Linked DNA regions of Homo sapiens: region 1 is linked to region 2. The links are chromatin loops, found by intact Hi-C in ENCODE. Cell type or tissue: heart right ventricle. All regions are shown on one strand.

Region 1 (5,000 bases), 61 kb after region 2:
TGCTAGGCTCACTAGAGTAAAAGGCAGGAAGCATTTTCCACCCAAGTTGCTACGCCTCTGGTGTTCCCTGGACCATCTGGATAGAAGTTTATGTTCAATCTATAAGTCTTTTTTTAATTTTTAATTTTTATGGGTACACAGTATAATAGGTACCTATATTTATGAGGTACATGAGGTATTTTGATACAAGCATACAATGCTTAATAATAATCATATCAGGGTAAACAGGTATTTATAACTTCAGCATTTAACATTTCTATGTGTTACAAACATTCCAGTTATACTATTTTATTAATTTTTAAATGTCTGATAAATTATTGACTGTGATAACCCTGTTGTGCTATCAATTACTAGAACTTATTCATTCTATCTAATTATATTTTTTGTACCCATTAACCATCCCCACTCCAACCCTACTACTCTTTCCAGCCTCTGGTAACCATCATTCTACTCTCTATCTATGATAAAGGGCAGGTGAACCCCAAATTTGGAACTCAGCCCAGGAATGTTCTTGGCTTTGCTCAGGAAAAAATTCAAGGGCAAGCCAGTGGTGTTAGCAGCTTTTGTTGAAATGGCAATGTACAGCAGCAGCAGAGGTACGGCTCAGAGCAGAGCAGGGCTACCCCATAGGCAGTGTGCCCAGAGTAGCAGCTCAGAGGCAGTGCTGCAGTCATATTTATAACCACTTTTAGTTATATACAAACTAAGGTGTAGATTATGCAGAAATTTCTAGGAAATGGGTGGTAACTTCTGGGTCATCAGGTCATTGCCATAGAAAGCGGCAGTAAATTCTAGGTGTTGCCATTCTAGGGAATGGTAAACTGACATGGCACAATGGTGGACGTGTCTTATGGAAAGCTGCTTCCGCCCCATCCCTGTTTTAGCTAATCCTCAATTTGGTCTGGTGTCTGAACCCTGCCTCTGGAGTTGTGTCCCGCCTCCTATCTCATCTCCATGAGTTCAGTTGTTTTTATTTTTAGCTTCCACAAATGAGTGAGAACATGAGAAGTTTGTCTTTTGGTGCCCCACTTATTTCACTTAATGTAATGCTCTCCAGTTCCATCCATATTGTTGCAAATGACAGGATATCATCTTTTTTTATGGCTGAATAGTACTCCATTGTGTATATGTACCACATTTTCTTTGTCCATTTGTTTGTTGATGAACACTTAGGTTGCTTCCAAATCTTAGCTACTGTAAACAGTGCTGCAAGAAACATGGGATTCAGATATCTCTTTCATATACTGATTTCCTTTTTTGGGGGGGTATATACCTAGCAATGGGATTGCTGGATCATATGGGAGTTCTATTTTTAGTTTTTTGAGGACCCGCCATACAGTTCTCCATAGTGGCTATACTAATTACATTTCCAGCAACACTGTATGAGGCTGCCCTTTTTCCCCATCCTCATCAGTATTTGCTATTGCTTGTCTTTTGGATAGAAACCATTTTAACTTGGGTGAGATGATATCTCATAGTAGTTTTGATTTGCGTTTTTCTGACAATAAATGATGTTGAGCATTTTATCATATACCTGTGTGCCATTTGTATGTCTTCTTTTAAGAAATGTCTACTCAGATTTTTTAGCCCATTTTTAATTGGATTGTTAGATTTTTTTCCTATTTAGTTGTTTGAGCTCCTTGTACATTGTTTATTAATCCCTTCTACAAGTCGTTACTGAATGTCAGCACTACTAAATGTTAAGAGGTGGCATGATAGAGTAGAAAGAAAATTTGATTTGGAATAGTTAACACTGGTTTAAAGTCTTGGCTTTCCCACTTCATAGCTGTGTGACTTGGGCATTTAACCTGCAGCTTCTTCACCTCTGTGCTAGAATCATAACTGCTCTGGCTACTTCAAAGGGTTGACAAGAGAATAAAATATAGATGTAAATGTGCTTTCTTATCCTGTTAAACGTTACGAAAATTATCTGTTACCATTAGAGAAGCAAGGTAAAAAATTTTGGTTTCTAGCTTATGATCTAGTTAGGGAAAAAATTTGTACAAGAAATATTCAAAGAGCAAAACTATTTAGCAAAGTGTTGGAGAGTCCTGTAGTCCAGGTTTCCTAATGCCATGTGGCAAATGTTCATTGTGTGGTACAGACCAAGTATAAAAGTGAGAAAAGCAGTCATCAGGAAAAACTTCACAGGAGAGAAGAATGTGAGCTGGAAGTAATGAGGCAGAAAGGAACTAGGAGAACATTCCAGAATGTGAGAGATTCATGAGCCAATACATACAGTGTGAAGTAAATTTGTGTGGTTTCTCTGCTTCCAGGAAACTCTCTCATATTTCAGACCCATTGAAGAATTCTGTCCTACAAACCACAAGGGGGAACAATATAGTAACTTCTTTTCCAGTAGAAAAATACCTCTTGACACAGCAATTCCACTTTTAGGAACTGAGACTACAGATGGAAGTGAGTGTGTGTATATACACATATGTGAAATAATGTATACAGGTGATTACTGCAGCCCAGTTTGTATATGTGAGAAAACTATAATTTATAATCTAGAAATAATAATCTAAGATGCCATCAGTAGGAGATTGGCTAGGAAATTGTGGTATACATACTATCAAATATTTTACAGATTTTATAAAGCGTAAAATATATAAAGGTATTGGCTAGGTGCGGTGGCTCATGCCTGTAATCCCAGCACTTTGGGAGGCCAAGGCGGGTGGATCATGAGGTCAGGAGTTCGAGACCAGCCTGGCCAACATGGTGAAACCCCATCTCTACTAAAAATACAAAAAATTAGCTGGGCTTGGTGGCATATGCCTGTGTCATTCATCCCAAAGAAGGAATCAACTCTGCTGATGAGCAAATCCAACACTTAAAAGACAAAGCTCTACGAATATTCTTGGTTTTGACCCTTAATCCCAGCTACTCAGGAGGCTAAGGCAGGAGAATCGCTTGAACTCGGAAGGTGGAGGTTGCAGTGAGCCAAGATTGCGCCACTGCACTCCAGCCTGTGTGTGTATATATACACACACATATATGTGTGTATAAAAAGATACTAGCTGCATATGCAAGGATAGTGAATAATTATCTCAATTTATTAAGTGAAAAAAGCAAAGTCTAGAAGTATGCTATATTTATGTAAAAAGAAAATAAAAGAGTCCATACAGAGTGCTTGACAATGCATAGACAACAGTACAAAAATAGTCACTAGTCACAGATTAGGATAGAGGAATGAGAGGGAGACATACCTTTCACTGTATATACTTTTGAATTCCATATCATACTCATGTATGACCTATCCAAAAATTACTTTAAATGTATTAGCTGGTGGCCCAATGCTTTCACAGACTCCAGATAAATTTGCACACTGACTTCAATTTAGGATGCCCCAATAAATAACGTTCTCTGAATATCCTTTAACTGAAATTGCTTCAGTTAGGTAACGCAAAATACAGCTGCCCAGCATAGAGTTCAGTCCAGTTGCCCGCAGATTTTACTGAGTGGCTGGGTCATGTTATTGACCATATTGTGTTCCCCAAAAGTTCATTTATTGAAAGCCAAACACTCAATGTCACTGTACATGAAGACAGGGCCTCTAAGGAGGCAATCAAGATTAAATAAAGTCATAAGGGTGAGGCCCTAATCCAAAAGGACTGGTGGCCTTCTAAGAAGAGGAAGATACATCAGGTGTGCCACACACAGAGGCAAGGCCACATGAGGCCACAGTGGGAAAGTGGTCATCTACAAGCCAGGAACAGGAAGCCAACTCTGCTGGAAACTTGATCTTGGATCTCCAGCCTCTAAAGCTGTGAGAAAATAAGTGTCTGTTGTTTAGGCTACCCAGACTGTGGCATTTTGTCATGGCAGCCTGAGAAGATTAATACCATTACCATCAAGGACTCTTGTGGAGAAGCACAGTCCTCCAGCCAGAGATAAGCTGAGCTAAAGTGGGAGCTATGCTGCTTGGCCTGCAGAGGAGCACCACTGTAACACAAGAACATGCCACTAATTCAAAGTGACAGAGTGGGCATGAGGAGTCCAGGGTCCTAGTTCCTGCAAAGCCATTCCTGACTGCAACCTGCACCATCATGTGAACTCTGCAGGATCTGTCTCAAATCCTTTCAGCTTCCTTAGTTCCTTCCAGCTCATTGGGTCCAGGATCTATAACATGCAAACAGCAAAATATGTCACTACCAAGAGTCAAGTTAGCTTCCAAAAATAGTGAGCTTCATATTTGTGGAATAAAAACAGCAGCCTGTAACCTAGGAGTTCCCAATCAGTGAGACTAAATCTACTTTAGATCTCAAAGCCTCACGAAGCAGGCTGCTGCTGCTGCTGCTGCTGACACAGAATCTTCCTCACACTCTGAGTTTTGCTGAGATTCTCAAAGTAGGGAAGGTGGAACATGGTCTCCTCTGATAATTTATTACTCTGAAAATCCACATTTTAGAAACCCTGGCACTCCAAAAAAGCAGTGAAGAGGTATCCCATCTCACAAGCAGACAAAACTATGACAACTCCTGTTGTTATTAAAGGGAGAGAGGTGATGTTAAGCCAAAAAACTAAAACACGCATTTCTCCAGTGTCATTCATCCCAAAGAAGGAATCAACTCTGCTGATGAGCAGATCCAGCACTTGAAAGAGAAAGCCCTATGAATATTCTTGTTTTTGACCCTTAGTATCACATCATAATGAAACAGCCATATGTAGAAGCCTAGCTGAAGCACTGATGCATTTCTTTTTCAGTCAAAGGTTTGAAGTCTTATCATCAAGGGTTTACATGATGTAGCAACATCTAGGAACAGATATCCTACAGTTTAGGCATGCAATAATTTCTTTAATGACAATGAAGTTAGCGCTGCTTGTTACAAAAAGTTGGGGCACATGGTTTCAAAAGAAAGTATGACCCAGAATTGTAGGTGACTATGTCAGATAACTGAACTTGTACTTAACTTTAGAAGAACACATTTCCAGGCCACGTGCGGCGGCTCACATCTGTAATCTCAGCACTTTGGGAGGCCAAGGCAGGTGGATGACCT
Region 2 (5,000 bases):
TACAGTGGAGGAAAGAAATTCAAAAAGAAGGGATTTACATAACTCAACATATAGAAGAAGCAAAAGTTGAGTTTCCCTCATCTGAAAATCCAAACTCTGAAATGCTCTAAAATCTGGAAAATTTTGAGTGCCAAAATGGTGCTCAAAGGAAATGCTCACTGCAGCATTCTGGATTTTGGATTTCCAGATGAGGGGTGGTTACTGGTAAGTATAATGCAAATATTCCAGAATTCGAGATGTGAAACACTTCTGGTCCCAGGCATTTTGGGTTAAAGGATACTCAACCTGTATTATGATATGTATGGGTTGAAATGTAGGCTATGTTAAGTGGATGAACAGAAAATGAAGTTGGAAAATATGATTCTAAATCAACATTCTGAAATAATCTAGGAAAGAGGTATGAATGGTGAAGAAAATAATGGACGGGAGCCATGCTTTTCCCTGTTCCTTGTGATGGTGAACTTCACATCATTAAGTTATTTCCTTCTATACTTTTCCATCTTTCTATGTCTCCTATACAGGAAGTCCTTGTGATGGGGATGATCTAGTCATCACTTGCTATGTGGTGTTGATTAAGTCAAGTAAGTAGACACCAGTCTCATCCTACCATATCCTCAATCCCACTGACCTAGTGCCACACTGTGGGGACAATTCTGCTAATGGGCTTGATCTGAAATGGTTGGGCCAATTATTTAAAAACATCATATTTATTTATTTATTTTTAAAATTTGTTTATTTATTTTGAGACAGAGTCTCGTTCTATTGCCCAGCTGGACAGTGCAGTGGCGTGATCTAGGCTCACTGCCACCTCCGCCTCCCAGGTTCAAGTGTTTCTCCCACATTAGCCTCCCAAGCAGCTGGGACTATAGGCACATACAACCATGCCTGGCTAATTTTTGTATTTTTGTAGAGACAGGGTTTTGCCATGTTGGCCAGGCTGGTCTGGAACTCCTGATCTCAGGTGATCCACCACCGTGGCCTCCCAAAGTGCTGGAATTACAGGTGTGAGCTACTGTGCCCAGCCTAAAAACATCATTTTTTAAAAAAGAAAAGACAAACGGAAAAAAGCTGCAATATAGCACCAGTAGTAATCATATTCTGGCTGTAGTTATAAACATAATAACTTTGTTTTGGCAAGCAAATATGATAGCAGTTTCATGTGATAGAGCAAAAAAGAAAAAAAAAAGAATGCAATAAGGTAAATTGCTGCTCACCGCACAAGCACTGTCCTTCTACGAAAAGTCTGCTTTCTTTTCAGGCTCACAGAAACAAGTTTGGAAAGTAATATCCAGAAAACATACAGAGGAAGTAAAATTCTTAAAACTTGGCTAAATTTGATTTAGTTTCCTTGAGTTGCTTAGACATTTTGCTTAGAGTGAGAGGGGGTTTCTGAAGCAGATTTTTAGCCAAAACCATATCCCCAGAGGTATGAAAGTACAACAGGGATCCCTGAGCAGGAATAAGTGTGGCTATGGTGTCAACTCCACAGCCAATGATACAGTGCTGGCCCAGAAGTCAGAAAACCTGGCTTTACTTTGGGCCCTGGGACCAACTTCTTTGAGTTAAGGTTTTCTTTTAATAAAATACAGGGGCAATCATTGATATCTGTCCTATCTATATTACAGGCTGGTCTGAGCTAAAATTAGACATTATATGCAAAAGTGCTTTGTGAAGAGTAGAGTGCTTTTGAAAGTTAAAGTGTTATAATATATATATATATATAAATATATATATATTATATATTTATAATATATATATATAAATATATATATTATATATATATAATATATATATAATATATATAATAAATATATATATAAAGTGTTATAATATATAAAGAACCATTTATTCCACACAGCTCTGCATTGCGTTAGATTTATAGCATGAAAGAAAAACCAACAACTTAAAAAAACAAAGAAAGGATATCAGATCCTGTTGCTACTAACATCAATTTCTTTTTAAACTACAATGGAAGAAATTTTTACTTTGGGAATGCAAGCTGGGAGGAATTGCAGGACCCTCATTTTATAGTGTGTCTCACTCCTTGGGTTTCTGGCAGAGGGAGGCTCTGTGCTTAGAACTTAACTCTGTTCTAATTATATCGTTTGGCTGGGGCAGCAAAGCTAGTTGGCATTCATCCCGTGTGTCTACTTGATTAATATAACTGGGGATCAGGACATTTGAAGCCAGAATGCCATATTTAACGAGGTTATTACAGTGCAAGACTTCTGTCCTAAGGCGACATTTGCTATGTTGAAAAACAACATCATTTACAGCACTGCCATCTCTTTCATGTTCCCTTCCTTTATTCCCTTAAGTGATATATTTTACATATATAATGTTGTACACATAAAAATCTGAAGTAATCAAAGAAAAACGATAAGAAAACACTTAGCAAACTCCAAACTTAGAAATACTGTGTAATTTTTACTAATGTGTAGAGTGAACTGTTGTTTTTAAAATTCTATTGCATAGCTTCTTTGGTACTTAAGTTTTTTTCCATTACTTTAAATGAAGGTATAATGTACCACAAAATGCATAAACCTTAAGTGAGCTTGATGATTTCTTAAGTGTGTGTATGTTTACGTACATACCACCCAGATGAAGATATACACCATCCTATCACCCCAGAAAGTCCTCCTGTGCCCCTTACCAGTCAATACCCACTCTCTGCCATGTGACCATCATTCTAACATCTGTCACCATATATTAGTTTTCCCTGTTATTGAATTTCAAATGGAATCATAAAGTATGTATTCTTTTTTGTCTAGCTTTTTAAATTCAAAATAATGGTTTTCAGATTCATCTGTGCCTTGGTGTACATCAATAGCTTGTTTTTTTATTGCTCAGTAGTATTCCATTGTATGGGTGTACCCCAATTTGTTTGCAGATTTTCCATTGTTAGACATCTGTACTGTCCTCATTTTTTGGCTATTATGGCTAAATGTGCTATGGCCACTCTTGCATCAGTCTTTCTGTTAATATATGCATTCATTTCTCTCAGGTATATATCCAAGAACAGAATTGCTAGGTCACAAGGTAGGGTGTATTTAACTTTAGTGGAAACTGCCAAACAAATTTCCAAAGCTGTTGTGCTATTTTAAACTCCTACTACACTGCATAACTTTTAATTTGGCCAAGTATATAAAATTCTGTTCTTGGAAAAATGGGTTTAAAAAATAGTTTTTATAAACTATTTGAGTGAGATGCCATACACCAGCATAAATTTTCATATAAATTTGAAAAGAGTAGTTAATTGATCAGTTATCTTATTTCTTGATAGGGAAGGATTAAAGTAAGGAGGAAGAGATAAGAACACAAAATTCGTTAATTTTATAGCATAAATTTTAAATTGTTAATTAAAAAAGCATTATAAAAAATAAAAATACTTAATAAAAAGATTCACCAAAAACACTAAAACAAAATGTTAAAAATAGTATCACATTTTATCAATTCTAGGCCATATCATTCTTCATTCCCATTTTAACCTATCTAAAATTAGGAAACATCTTACAATCAATGACAATTTATATTAAATATGATATGATATAAAAAGAACTTGTGTTAGTCAATAGTAATATATCAAAGAAATCAAACATATGGGAATTTAAATTACCTTTATATTTGGCTATCAGATGAGAAAGATGCTTTAAAAATTTACTACTCCATGGTTCTGAGAGAGTGCTAGCATAAACACTCTCACATACTGCTAATGAGGTGTCAATCATTACCACCTTTCAGGAAAGCAATTGGATAAAATTTTTCAAGATCCTTTAAAATTCCTTTCAATCTAGTAAGTTCACTTTAGGAATGTATCTGAAGGGATAAATACAGAATAAATATATAAACAACTAACCTCATGATTTTATAATGATGAAAAACTGGAAGCAATTTAAATGCTGAACAATGTTGGAGGGTAGTTAAATAAACTCTAAAAACGAACTATTATGCAACTACTAAAAATTTTTAAATAATTTCTTTTTTTTGTTTGTTTGAGACAGAGTCTTGCTCTGTTGTCCAGGCTGGAGTGCAATGGTGCGATCTCAGCTGACTGCAACCTTCACCACCCAGGTTCAAGTGATCATCTTGCCTCAACTTCCCGATTAGCTGGGATTACAGGCACCCGGCACAACGCCCATCTAATTTTTGTATTTTTAGTAGAGACAAGATTTCATCATGTTGGCCAGGCCTGTCTCGAAATCCTGACCTTAAGTGATCTGCCCACCTTGGCCTCCCAAAGTGCTGGGATTTCAGGCGTGAGCCACCGCATCCAGCCAAAAAATTTAAAATAATTTCTAAAGTTTTTAAAAAATGTTTTTTATTGCTGAATGAGAAAGTAGAAGAAAAACAATATTAATTGCTTGACTCTACAGTGTTTAAAAACATACAAATATTTATATATATATTATAAAAATTAATTATGCCAGCATTAATAATGATTATTTCTGGGTGGTCAGATTATTTTTGTTTACTTCTTTATACTTTTCTCTGTTTTCAACATTTTGCACAATTAGCAGTGAAACCTTGAAAGTTATTTTTAAAAAACACATTTAAAAACAGCTATAAATAGATTGACCAATTCATAACATAGGCATAAAACAGTAAGTCAAATCCTATGAAAATCTGCTAATTTCTGTCGCTCTTTTCAAAAAAAAGGAACTTGGAAAAAATCTGTTCCTAATCAAGCCTATGTAACAGGCACCGCAGGGTAAAATCAGGACAGGTCATCTCTGTCTGGCTAGAAAGTGCCCTTTTGTTTTCGACTTCACGAGTTATAGGACTCATAATCGGAATCCTCATCACATTACAGCATTCTGTAAACATTTTTTTTTACTCATAAAGAGCTTGGAATTTTCTGTCTACACATTCAATTCATTTGACTCATCTTAAAATCAGACTGATCCCTGGGTTTAAAAATGTTAAGGGGCTAGTGTCTTTTTTCAGTGATTTCAGTAAAACTTGATGGTAACGCTAAGTTTTCAAATATTAAAATGATGTTC

Evidence for each region. Peaks named below come from ENCODE experiments on the same cell type or tissue, not always from the same donor. Only the 100,000 strongest peaks of a DNase experiment are listed, where the experiment ranks them.
Region 1: it touches region 2 in a loop (2.0-fold over the local background); 11 of 110 quality-filtered maps call a loop at or near these places.

What each region holds. Positions count from the first base shown.
Region 1 is chr4:140,994,719-140,999,718 of GRCh38, forward strand. All of the region lies in intron 1 of RNF150 (ring finger protein 150), which reads right to left. Among named protein-coding and RNA genes, the nearest start is that of RNF150, 140 kb to the right of the region's middle. In heart right ventricle, a CTCF peak has its summit at 2,329 (motif pointing right); a DNase peak (open chromatin) is centred at 573; H3K27ac peaks cover 2,279 bases.
Region 2 is chr4:140,933,285-140,938,284 of GRCh38, forward strand. All of the region lies in intron 4 of RNF150 (ring finger protein 150), which reads right to left. Among named protein-coding and RNA genes, the nearest start is that of TBC1D9, 180 kb to the left of the region's middle. In heart right ventricle, no CTCF peak of the experiment used is centred here; a DNase peak (open chromatin) is centred at 2,111; H3K27ac peaks cover 3,041 bases.